Linked DNA regions of Homo sapiens: regions 2 and 3 are each linked to region 1. The links are chromatin contacts, found by Hi-C or POLR2A ChIA-PET in ENCODE. All regions are on one chromosome and are shown on one strand. Each heading gives the region's core, a stretch centred on a gene start or an enhancer-like site at or near the end of the contact. The rest is flanking DNA. Distances are from core to core; before and after follow the strand shown. Region 1 holds the start of UCA1 (urothelial cancer associated 1). Region 2 overlaps EPS15L1 (epidermal growth factor receptor pathway substrate 15 like 1). Region 3 overlaps EPS15L1 (epidermal growth factor receptor pathway substrate 15 like 1).

What was found. Hi-C counts contacts between places; a loop is a spot of excess contacts on that map. ChIA-PET counts read pairs that join two places held with the same protein, here RNA polymerase II (POLR2A). Pooled maps may share reads with other maps.
Region 2: a loop to region 1 is called in a pooled map, with 4 times the contacts of the local background. The contact joins the enhancer-like site here to the promoter of UCA1 in region 1. A Hi-C loop is called at or near these places in 2 of 168 maps with a recorded cell type or tissue (CD4-positive, alpha-beta T cell and CD8-positive, alpha-beta T cell) and 9 of 50 pooled maps. POLR2A ChIA-PET finds 5 or more read pairs at or near these places in 4 of 52 experiments (CD4-positive, alpha-beta T cell, CD8-positive, alpha-beta T cell, activated naive CD8-positive, alpha-beta T cell and 1 more).
Region 3: a map of natural killer cell shows a loop between it and region 1 (4-fold over the local background). The contact joins the enhancer-like site here to the promoter of UCA1 in region 1. A Hi-C loop is called at or near these places in 1 of 168 maps with a recorded cell type or tissue (natural killer cell), 1 of 37 single-sample maps with no recorded cell type and 3 of 50 pooled maps.

The regions. Positions count from the first base shown.
Region 1 is chr19:15,827,081-15,831,114 of GRCh38, forward strand. It overlaps UCA1 (urothelial cancer associated 1), which reads left to right and starts at 1,867. Exons shown (of 3, transcript NR_015379.3): 1 at 1,867-2,258. LOC124900418 (collagen alpha-1(I) chain-like) reads left to right here and starts at 1,867. Exons shown (of 3, transcript XM_047439793.1): 1 at 1,867-2,258. RefSeq lists an enhancer at 1,111-2,310.
Region 2 is chr19:16,381,971-16,385,692 of GRCh38, forward strand. EPS15L1 (epidermal growth factor receptor pathway substrate 15 like 1) reads right to left here. Exons shown (of 24, transcript NM_001258374.3): 21 at 3,159-3,241. Among named protein-coding and RNA genes, the nearest start is that of KLF2, 59 kb to the left of the region's middle. RefSeq lists enhancers at 956-1,045, 1,298-1,799. Within about 2 kb of position 1,946, at least 33 of the 41 ENCODE cell types and tissues checked have a DNase peak (open chromatin) inside an H3K27ac peak, as active enhancers do; they include CD4-positive, alpha-beta T cell and CD8-positive, alpha-beta T cell, where a contact is called at or near this core.
Region 3 is chr19:16,434,426-16,438,244 of GRCh38, forward strand. It overlaps EPS15L1 (epidermal growth factor receptor pathway substrate 15 like 1), which reads right to left. Exons shown (of 24, transcript NM_001258374.3): 5 at 3,345-3,440; 6 at 2,512-2,574; 7 at 1-65. Among named protein-coding and RNA genes, the nearest start is that of EPS15L1, 36 kb to the right of the region's middle. Within about 2 kb of position 1,251, at least 19 of the 41 ENCODE cell types and tissues checked have a DNase peak (open chromatin) inside an H3K27ac peak, as active enhancers do.

The sequences.
Region 1 (4,034 bases), core at 617-3,116:
TCCATGACAATACACAGTTGAATAAATCATTATATTTGAATGCTTCTTGGTGTTGCCAAGTCCTGACCCACAGGGTTTTGTATTAATCTCTGAAGTCCAGGTACCAGGAAAGAGAAGAGTTATTCACCGTCACAAGTTCTCACTCTGGAAAGGAGAAAAATGGATGTTTTAATGAATCTTTGTAATTTACCAATTTAACTATGACACTTTATTGTGGAAATGTATTCATTTCGCTGCAGCCATAATGGAAGAGTGATTTTCCTTACTTTGCTGAGATTCTCAGCCCCAGTAGCCTTCTCAAGGCTAAGCCCTGGAATTCCATTTGAAATCACCCAAAAGAAAAGAACAAATATGAGAAATGTATCACACGCCATCTGGGTAAGACAAAATGTAAATTAAAAGCTTTATCGGATGATGGGTGGCTCATGCCTGTAATCCGAGCACTTTGGGAGGCCAGCCGGTGGATCATTTGAGGTCAGAAGTTCGAGACCAGCCTGGCAAACATGGTGAAACACCATCTCTACTAAAAATACAAAAATTAGCCAGGTGTGGTGGCAGGTGCCTGTAATCCCAGCTACTCCGGAGGCTGAGGCAGGAGAATCACTTGAACCTGGGAGGCGGAGGTTGCAGTGAGCCGAGATGGCACCACTGTACTCCAGGCTGGGCAACAGATCAAGACTCTGTCTCAAAAAAAAAAAAAATTAATGGATGAAATATAAGGCTAGACATTTCTTTTCTTTTTTCTTTTTTTTCTGAAATACACCTCTTTCTTGCCTCCTTGGATATATTCTATCTTGTCTATCAAACTCTACTAATAAAATCCATTTGATATTTAATTTTTTAAAAACTGAGGTTCAGGCTGGGTGCAGTGGCTCACACCTGTAATCCCAGCACTTTGGGAGTTTGAGGCAGGAAGATCGCTTGAGCCCGGGAGTTTGAGGTCAGCCTAGGCAATGTAGTGAGACCCTGACTCTATTATAAGTAAGTAAGTGAAAAAAAAATTTTCAAGGTGACAAACCCAGGGAGGGGTAGGGCAAACTGGAATACCGGCAAGTCTGACTCAAGTGTCAGATCAGGTCATCCTATATAACCTCAGACATGCCCCAAACCCTGTGCTGCTCACATATATACTCAGTGACCACCCTCCCAGAAGACACTGCATTGTGTGCGTTTCAGCTTTTTGCGTCACCTCAGTGAAGGTGGTTTTCCTGTCCTTAGCCATAGTTTTCTCCCTTCACTAGGCTAAGAGGATTCAAAGGACAGGGATCATTCCAGTCTTTTCCCTTCAATAGCAGCATCTGAGTGGCTGACCAGAGAGGTATTTCCAAGAAGTGAAAACTGGGCTTGGGGTGAGAAAAGCTAAATGTCCTAAGGGGTTTCCTTTTAGATGACGGAGGGAGATACCAGGGGACTCCTCCCTCCCGGGAGGTAGGGGGAGGGGGTGCACCCGGCGGCTCCCCTGAGAGGCCCCACAGGCACATCTCAGGCTGTCCTCTGGGAAGAAATGACCCAGGAGCTGATATTCATGACCCTCCAAGAGACCCGGCAGCTTGTGGGCATCTCAGATGAGCCCCAGGCAGTTCTGAAACCCAGGACCAGGAAAAGATAAGAGGGTGGGCTGAGGTCACATCACCCTGTAACGTTTCCAAAAGGGAACTGTCAGGCCTCTGAGCCGAAGCTCAGCCATTGTAACCCCTGTGACCTGCACATATATGTCCAGGTGGCCTACAGGAGCCAAGAAGTCTGGAGCAGCTGAAAAACAAGGAAGTGAAACAGCCAATTCCTGCCTTAACTAATTAACCCACCTTACGACATTCCACCATTATGACGTGTTCCTGCCCTGCCCCAACTGATCAATCGACCCTGTGACATTCTTCTGGACAATGAGTCCCATCATCTCTCCACCATGCACCTTGTGACTCCCTCCTCTGCTGACAACAGATAACCACCTTTAACTGTAACTTTCCACAGCCTACCCCAGCCCTATAAAGCTGCCCCTCTCCTATCTCCCTTCGCTGACTCTCTTTTCAGACTCAGCCCACTTGCACCCAAGTGAATTAACAGCCTTGTTGCTCACACAAAGCCTGTTTAGGTGGTCTTCTATACGGACATGCTTGACACTTGGTGCCAAAATCTGGGCCAGGGGGACTCCTTCGTGAGACCGGCCCCCTGTCCTGGCCCTCATTCCGTGAAGAGATCCACCTGCGACCTCGGGTCCTCAGACCAGCCCAAGGAACATCTCACCAATTTCAAATCGGGTAAGTGGTCTCTTCACTCTTTTCTCCAGCCTCTGTCGCTACCCTCCAATCTCCCTGTCCAGTCTTTTTCTTCTCTAGTAGAGACAAAGGAGACACATTTTATCCGTGGACCCAAAACTCTGGCGCTGGTCACAGACTCAGGAAGACAGTCTTCCCTTGGTGTCTAATCACTGCGGGGACGCCTGCCTAATTATTCACCCACATTCCACTGGTGTCTGATCACCTTGGGGATGCCTGCCTTGGTCATTCACCCACATTCCCATGGTGGCAAGTCATTTGCGGGGACGCCTGCTTTGGCTGCTCACCCCCGCCCTTCTCCGTGTCTCTACTTCTCTCTTTAAACTTACCTCCTTCACTTTGGGCAATCTTCCGCCCTCCATTCCTCCCTCTTCCCCCTTAGCCTGTGTACTTAAAAACTTCTCTTAAACTAACACCTGATATAAAACTCAAACGTCTTATTTTCTTCTGCAATACTGCTTGGCCGCAATATAAACTTGACAATGGTTCCAAGTGGCCAGAAAACGGCACTTTTGATTTCTCCATCCTACAAGACCTAGATCATTTTTGTCAAAAAATGGGCACATGGTCTGAGGTGCCTTGCGTCCAGGCATTTTTTACACTTCGCTCCCTCCCAAGCCTCTGCTCCCAATGTGACTCATCCCAAATTTTTCTTCTTTCTCTCCCGTCCGTTCCTTCAGTCTCTACCCCAACCTCAGAGTCCCCTGAATCCCCCTTTTCTGCAGACCCCTCTGACCTCTCTCCCCCTCCCCAGGCCACTCCTTGGCAGGCTGAATCAAGTCCCAATTCTTCCTCAGCCTCCGCTCCCCCATCTTATAATTCTTCTATCACCTCCCCTCCTCAAACTTGGTCAGGCTTAGTTTCATTCCATGACTAGCTCTCCCCCACCTGCCCAACAATTTCCTCATAGAGAGGTGGCTGGAGCTGAGGGCACAGTAAAGGTTCATATACCTTTTTCTCTATCAGACCTTTCCCAATCAGTCAGCGTCTGGGCTCTTTCTCATCAGACCCCACTAAATATACACAGGAATTCCAATATTTGACTCAGTCCTACACTTTAACCTGCAGTGACCTAAATGTCATCCTGACCTCTACCCTCTCCCCAGATGAGCAGGAAAGAGTTTATACCCTAGCCCAATCTCACGCTAACACCCGCCGGCATCATGAGCCAGACCTCCAAGAAGGCATCAGGGCAGTTCCCTGAGAGGATCCTTGATGGGAATACCAGACAGGCTCCCCAGGTATAGCTAGGCGAGATTACATGGTCTCTTGCCTAGCTGAAGGGCTGAAAAAGGCAGCATACAAAGCTGTTAATTATGACAAGCTTTAAGAAGCCACCCAAGGTAAAGATGAAAATCCAGCCCAGTTCATGGCCCGTTTGGTGGCTACCCTTAGAAACTTTACAGCCCTAGACCCTGAAGGGCCAGAAGGCCATCTTATTCTCAATATGCATTTTATCACTCAGTCAGCTCCTGACATTACAAAAAAAGCTTCAAAAATTGGAATCTGGCCCTCAAACCCCACAACAGGAATTAATCAATCTCGCCTTCAAGGTGTTCAACAATAGAGAAGAGGCAGCCAAGCAGCAACGTCTTTCAGAGCTGCAATTGCTTGCCTCTGCTGTAAGACAAACCCCAGCCATGCCTTCAGCACACAAAAACTTCAGAGCAACCAAACCACAGCCTCTAGGCACTCCTTTAAAACCATCTCATGGACCTTGCTTCAAGTGCCGCAAAACTGGCCACTGGGCCAAGGAAT
Region 2 (3,722 bases), core at 696-3,195, 550 kb after region 1:
GCTGCAGTGAGCCTTTCTACCCTCTGTGTCGCGCAATAGGACCCGGGCAATAAAACCACACTCAGCCTGGACGTCCAAAGTTGTAAGACCTGGTGACACACTCAAATCAGAGCCGCCTAACCCTCCAGGCTGACCGGGGACACCTCGGGCCAAGCCGGCTTGGCGCCTCCCATGTGTGTTTAAACCCACGAGGCCAATTGGCAACTCGCGAGGCGACAGGCTTTCAATAAACGCCTGGCACTGCCTCCGCAGTGAATCAGATCACTCCTAGCTCCAGAATGCCCGCGTCATTTCCGAATCCCAATTTTCATGACTTCAAGTTTCCCAAGAAGCCTCCTTGGGGACTCAACTCTTTCCTACTCGGGCAGCGGCTTCAAGGAAAATCTCTATTTTTAGAAAGGTTTCAGTAAAGCTGTCAGGGGCTCTCTGGGCTCGGCAAGAGTGAAGTGTGCTTAAAATAAAAGGAAGACAGAAAAAGCTACTATGAAAACCAGCTCTAAGAGAAACACGTTTGAGTTCACCAGTTGAAGAACTGGTTCAAAACAGAAGACTGAATTTGTAAACAGCAGCCCTAAATATCAATGCACAGCTTTAAACAATTGAGAAGTTGCTAAAAATGGGCTGACGACTAACCCAGTATTTCACAGATGGCTTTTTTTTTTTTTCAGGGCAGAAGAGGGTGAAATAAGTTGGACTCTTGTTTTTATTCTCAAATGCTCCCTGGAAACATACTTTGGGGAATCTGTTTTTAAAGTGAGCTTATGTCACATAGGCTTGATACTGTCTAGAAAAATCTCTTCAGGTGAGGGTGGGGCCTCAACTAAGAGTGCAGGCCCGAAGAGCCTCCCAAAGGAAACTTCTAGAATCAGGCTGTGGGCTGTGACTCTCCTCAGCAAAGCCACGCAGAGGTAAGGTGCTTCAATTCAGGGACTTACAAAAGGGCCTCCCTGCTCTGCTCAGATGGGGAAAAGTTGATGATGGTTTTTTTTTGTTTTTTAAAAAAACACCTTCTTGCCACTTTCATTTCCCTTAGCATTTTATTTATATCCACAATGTTGTTCTTGAAAAACAGATAGGTAACCAAAAAGGAAAAACAGAGCTGCAAGGTCAGGGTTGAGCTCAGAATGCGGCTGTACAAGTGTCATGAAGGCAGCTGATGGAACGCTGGAATCAAAACAAGATAGTATTGGAGACCCATTTTCCACAGCTCTGTCCAACTCTGTCCTGGCCCGGCACCGCCAATAGGAAGTGAGACCGGCTCTGAAATCACAGCTGCATGTGTGTGAAGAGCCCCTGGTTTCAGGGCCCAAGGACAGGCAGAGGGCGGTCATTAGATCCCGGCCCTAGCTCAGGCTCTGCTAGCTCTCCCTCCCTCTGCTCACAGTGAGAGGAGGAAGACAGATCCAGCCTCCCAAAGGAAGAGGAGTCCACTTGCGACAACCAGAAACGACCAGGACGCCTGAGGGACTGCTGCCACCGTGTGGCCAACGTTTTCTGCTTTCGGGAGATGGTTTCCCGCCTGCCCAGGAGCCTGTGCACTGGGCCCTAAATCTTCTGCCAGTCCCAAACCGTGTCACAGCGTGGCATATGAGGGATGGAGGCCTTCTCCGTGTGCTGGAAGGAGGGGGGCGCCATGCCAGGGCCTCTGGGCTCCCTCTGCCCAGGCTCATCTGTGTAAACACACACCCTGCCTCGGTCAGAAGTGGGATCTGCTGCGCCGCCAGGGCACGCACACACGCGTCTTTGAAAACCTGAACAGAATCTCAAGTGCTTCTCGGAATCTGTGTTCTGTGATCACAAGTTGCGACCGCTGCCAACCCCAAGATGCTCAGAGACTCATCTGCTCCACCAGCTGAGTGAACACGGGGCAGCCAAGGGAGACTGCCCAGTCACACTGGCACCTGGGGCACCTGGGCATGGGGCCGGTGGGGCCCCGAGGGGGCCTCATGCCTGGGGCACGCGTCTTCCAGGTACTCCCGGGGCTCCCTCCCCTCACCACCTTCAGGCTGACAGCAGCGCTCACAGGGACTGGGCCCAGCTGCTCCAGGGGACCCCCCACACCGGCCACCCCTTACCACCTGGGCCATGGGCTCCAGGAGGGGGGCTGTGTTCTGCTTGTGGCTACTGCCTCTTCCCGCAGCGTGGATAATGCCTGGGCCTCTGCAGGTGGAACTCGTGAGGAAAGCAGGCCCCTGCAGCCCCCCGAAGACAGAGCCCATCTGCCCCTGCCTGGGGGCTGCCGAGAAGGGACAGAGTGGACGCAGGTGTCAGGGACGGGACACACCTCATCTGCTTTCCTTCATTCCTGCCAAAGAAAAATGCTCCTCACTCAAACAGGGAAACATACAACTCACAAGGAAGCACAATGGTGCCGCAGCCCTGTCCTTCCCACTCACCACAGCCCCCATTTCCAACTTTCCAGCAGTTTCTTCCGGAAGGCACCTCAGTCGTAAGGGGCTTCTATTGTTGTTTTTTGACTTGTCCATTCTGGATGTTCCCTGTTGAATTCTCTATGCTACCTTAAAGATGAGCTCCAACCACACTGCCAGCGTCTGGAGAAGCCCTACAGCTGTCTGGGACCAGAGCCACAGTGAGTTCAGGTCACCGTGTGGTGAGGGCCGGACACCAACGGGTCCAGTCTGGTAACCAGCCTCGCTGCTGTCCTCCTTCAACAGTTCACTCCTCACCTGTGGATCTGTCTGCATTTATTCAAGGAGGCCGGCCCTCACTTTTCAACACCCCTTGAGAGTTCTGTCACATGGGCGACTCTGAACACTCGCTGGCCCACTTTCCCTGGACGCCTCGCACCTGCAGGCCTGCTGCCCATGGCCCTCTCGAGACGCCTGTGCCCAACGCCTTCTCAAGTTTCTACTCGGCCATGGCAATGACTTCACCGTCTGAGACCTGATGGTCGTCAGACACCAGTGGGAGCCAGGGGAGCCCAGGGCACCTATGCCACTGGGAAGGGTCAGGGCTCACCCCACGGGACTGCAGTGCATTGGATCACAGCCATGGATGCTTTCCAGACCTGACCTTGTGTTGGAAAGGTGCCGGGGAGATACATACGTGACATGAACAATTACGCCTGGCAGCCCACACCATGACAAGAGGCACAAAGACACTAGCAGAGGCGCGGGGGCTCCGTGGAGGGGCTTTACCTTGGACATCTGGCTGAAGTCGGCAAAGCCTTCAGCACTATTGAAGGACCCACTTCCGAAGGGATCTAAGGTTCCAAAGGGATCTGCAATCGGCACCAACAAAGTCAGAGTTACAGGTCTTTAAGAGAACATGCCTTCTGGGGTGGAGGGGAAATGCTAGATGGCCCCTGAACCAGGAGACTCAGGAAGGCTGCATTTATTCATTAGACACGTGTGTCTGCATGAAGGCCTCTCAGCAAGGCCCCCCTGCCCACTCTGGCATGGCAAGACGGTTTCTCACTGTGACGACCACTCTGGGAGGGCCAGCATCATTCACGGTCATCAGAAGAGTGACAAGTTGCCACAGAGGCGTGGCCCCTGGGTCCCACTGGGTCTCAATGGGTCAGGAGGCGAGGAGCAACTCCAGGGCGACCTGCCACCCACATGATTTATACAGGGTGGTGTCTTTGGATAGAGGTTTTTGCTGTGTTTTCTCCTCTAACCTGGAAGGGATTTGCCTAGAGTACTGGATACACTCGCCTATGATACCAAACACTGCTACCCGCCCCACGCAAGCTGCAGGAC
Region 3 (3,819 bases), core at 1-2,500, 610 kb after region 1:
GAGAGCAAACCATTGATGGGCAAGAGGCTTTCAAAAATCCCATCAAATTTGGCCTTTTCTTCCACCTAGTTGGAAAGAAATAGCCCGAGTAAGTAGGAGAGCACACCTGTGTGAATGTCCAGACCGAGCTCTGACCGAAAGCCAAGTGAAAATGGCCACGGACCCATCATCACCCTTGGCTAAAAGCACAAAATGATCTTAGAACAGTCTTGGCCCCTTGGTTTCCAAAGTGAACATATACCCTGAAGGAAATAACGTTATGGCAACCTCGGATCTGGGAGCCAAGGTCCTCAGGAGGGAGGCCCTGGCCCCGGGTCTTGTCCTTCGTCCTAGCTGCTGCCTGAGTGTGGCAGGAGTCTCCCATGGTGGGGCAGTGTCTTTGCAGGGAGACAAAGATCAGTCTCACCTGCCTCCAAGGAGCCCACTTGTACCAGAAAGACAAAAGTGTGAGCAGATGTTAGTGCTTGAGCAAATAATTATCAAAATCAACTTAAAGTACAGGAAGTCCTCTTTTTTTTTTTTTTTTTCTTTTTTTGAGACAAAAATCTTGCTCTGTTGCCCAGGCTGGAGTGTAGTGGCACAATCTCAGCTCACTGCAACTTCCGACTCCCAGGTTCAAGCAATTCTCGTGCCTCAGCACTCGTACCTCCCGAGTAGCTGGGATCACAGGCATGCGCCACCAGGCCCGGCTAATTTTTGTATTTTTTGTAGAGATGGTGTTTCAACATGATGGCCGGGTTGGTCTTGAACTCCTGGCCTCAAGTGATCCGCCTGCCTCGGCCTCCCAAAGTGCTGGGATTACAGGTGTGAGCCACCAAGCCCAGCCACATACAGGAAGCCCTCCATTTCTAATGGTAAATAAATTAATACGTAAATAGGAATAGCTCTTCATGAACAGAGGGAAGGTACAGCATTAGGATGGGGAGTCACAGTTCCTGCTGTTCTGAAAGACATAGGGCAGGCAGCCCGTAAAAGGGGCCATGAGTGAGGCAGTGGCTTCCAGTCTGTTCCACCCTCCAAAGGAAACTTAACATTCCTGAACTGTACACTTAGAAATGGTTAAGATGGTAAATGTTACATGATGTGTCTTTCAACCACAATAAAAATTTTTTAATTTTTAAAAGACAAAAACCAAGACAGAGCCCTCAGTCACAGAGATGAGATCACCGGCAGACACCGCATGCTTTCACAGCTGTTGGTGCTAAGAAGCTGAGCGCTGCAGGTCTTTCTCGGGGGCCTGGGATCCTCTCCTGGCCATCGGACTTGCTGACTCAGTGCCTTCAGAAGCCCAGAAATGTTCACAACGGAAACAAACACTTGGCACTTCGGGCTTGTTCTTTCTGACTGTGGCTGTGAATGGAATGCAGAATCTCTCTCGACCACAGTACACCCCAATTACAGCATCTGGTCCTGTGCTCCCTGACTCCTCTCTGCGAGGTCCCCAGGCCCCTCAGTCCCAGCTCTTCCAGTGAGGCCTGGACATAACCCCTGGTGGAAAAGAGCCATCACATTTTAAAGTATAAGATCTCTTGGCACTGTTTCCCATGACAAAGTAGCTCTTTTTCAAAGTCCACACAATGCGCTGGGTGACAGGGAGAAACCCTTCACCACAGTGATTGCCACTGGCAAAGTGCTTGATGACAGAGGTGACTGCATGACTCCTCAGTCACATGACATATCTTCATGTCCTCTCCCTGCACAGATACCCCCACCCAGCCCATGACCTCTCCAAGAAGGGAGCAAACCAACCGTGTAAACATGGGACGAAAGTGCTTGGGACCTTTATTTGAGAGCAAGAGTGTTATTCATGTCAGGATTTAAGCCACATAAACGTGAGGAAATGTGACAGTCTGAAAGTGAAGGGAAGGTGAGGAGGCCTGATGTTACTTGGAGGGACCATGCTCACTTCCTTTAGAAGGAATTCTGTACTTAGAAGACAGCCCTCGTTTTTTTTCTTCTTTCTGGACGCAGTAGCTTATCTTTCCAGCCACAACATCCTCTGTTTTAAAAATAACACTTCAAGTGCTGAGAGAGGCTTTTCACAAAGCAATCAGAACATCAGGGAGGAAAGAATGGTAACATGCAAAGTGGCTGGAAAGAAGCGAGAAAGCAAGGGACACATTTGGGGGTCCACGTGCTTGCAAGCTCTCACCGTTTCCTCTTCTATTCTGAATAACCAACACAAGCAGCAAAAACCACAGAATGTGACCTAAAGATGCAAGATTTAAACTGCAGCCCTTTAATAATCCAACTCCTGACACTTAGTTGTCCAGGTAGGCAACTCCCAATTCCAGTGAAGGGCCACAGCCTTTGTAAAAGGTGTTCATTAGAAGAGGCGTTTCATCCAAGTGCTGTGGCCACTCACACTGAGACAGAAGAGCTGACACAATCATCCTATAAAATGTTCTGAACAACATCAAACTAGAACAATTCCAGAACAATTCTAGAACAACTGCTGGAACAATTCTATCTGAAGGAGAGCCAAGGAGGGAGCTATTCCCGTTCACTTACCCTCACAGCCCAGTGGGCCTCTGCAGAGGGCGGTGTGACCATCAGAGGGCTGCTGGTGTCGTGCTGAGAAGAGAGAGAAACATTCCTTTGTGGCTGGCACAGAATTAAATCATAGGTGGGTGGGTTTGCTGAAAAGGATACACGTTTCAAAGTGCTTTCAAAAAAGGGAAGACTTCACAAAGTTAAACACAGAATCACCACATGACCCAGCAATTCCACTCCTACGTATTGACCCAAATGAATTAAAAACGGATGTCCAAACAAATCCTTGTACATGAATGCTGGTAGCAGCACTATTCACAACAGTCAAAAGGGTGGAAATAACCCACATGTCCAGAGAGATGAATGGATAAAGATGTGGTCCATCCAGTAAATGGAATATGGAAACACTGATCCATTCTACAACATGGATGAACCCTGAAAACACGATGCTGAGAGAGAGGCCAGACACAAAAGACCATGTTAGAGAATTCCATTGATAGGAAATGTCCAGAACAGGCAAATCCATTGACAGAAATAAAATTAGTGGTTGCCAGCGACTGGGAGGGGGAGACAAGGAGTGATTACTTAATGTGGATGGGGTCTCCTTGCGGAGGGATGAAAAAGTTCTGGAGCTAGACAGAGGTAATGAAGACACAACACTGTAAATGCACTAAATACCACTAAATAGTTCACTTTAAAATTATTAATTTTCTATTATGTGAATTTCACCACAATAAAAGGGGAAGGCTAGAGAAAACATGGAAATATACATGCACATACACACATGCACATACACACACACACACATCTGGTATTAGAAGAATGTGAACTTGAAGGACTTGGACACTCACAAATTTAGGCGGTGGCATGCTCAAATTCAGATTGCTCAAGGTAACTTCATGGCCACTCTGTGCACAGGCCACCAGTCTCAGTGCAACATAGAAACCCTGCAAGTCCAAAGAAAGGGAAGGAGTAAACAGCATATCGCCAGTGAGGGTAGGGGGAGCTGTCTCTAACAGCAGGCTTCAGGGAAAGAGGATGTGCACTTCAACAATGAAGGCCGTCCGTGCAAAAACCCCTTGGAGCGTTGGGCTGAACTGGACTCACCTTGGGGACATCGCTTAAATGAATACACTAAAATGGACTTATCCTGGCCAGGTGTGGTGGCTCATGTCTGTAATCCTAGCACTTTGGGAGACCGAGGCAGGTGGATCACCTGAGGTCAGGAGTTCGAGACCAGCCTGGCCAACATGGCGAAACCTCATTTCTACTAAAAACATAAAAATCAGCCAGGCGTGGTGGCAGGTGCCTGAAATCCCAGCTACT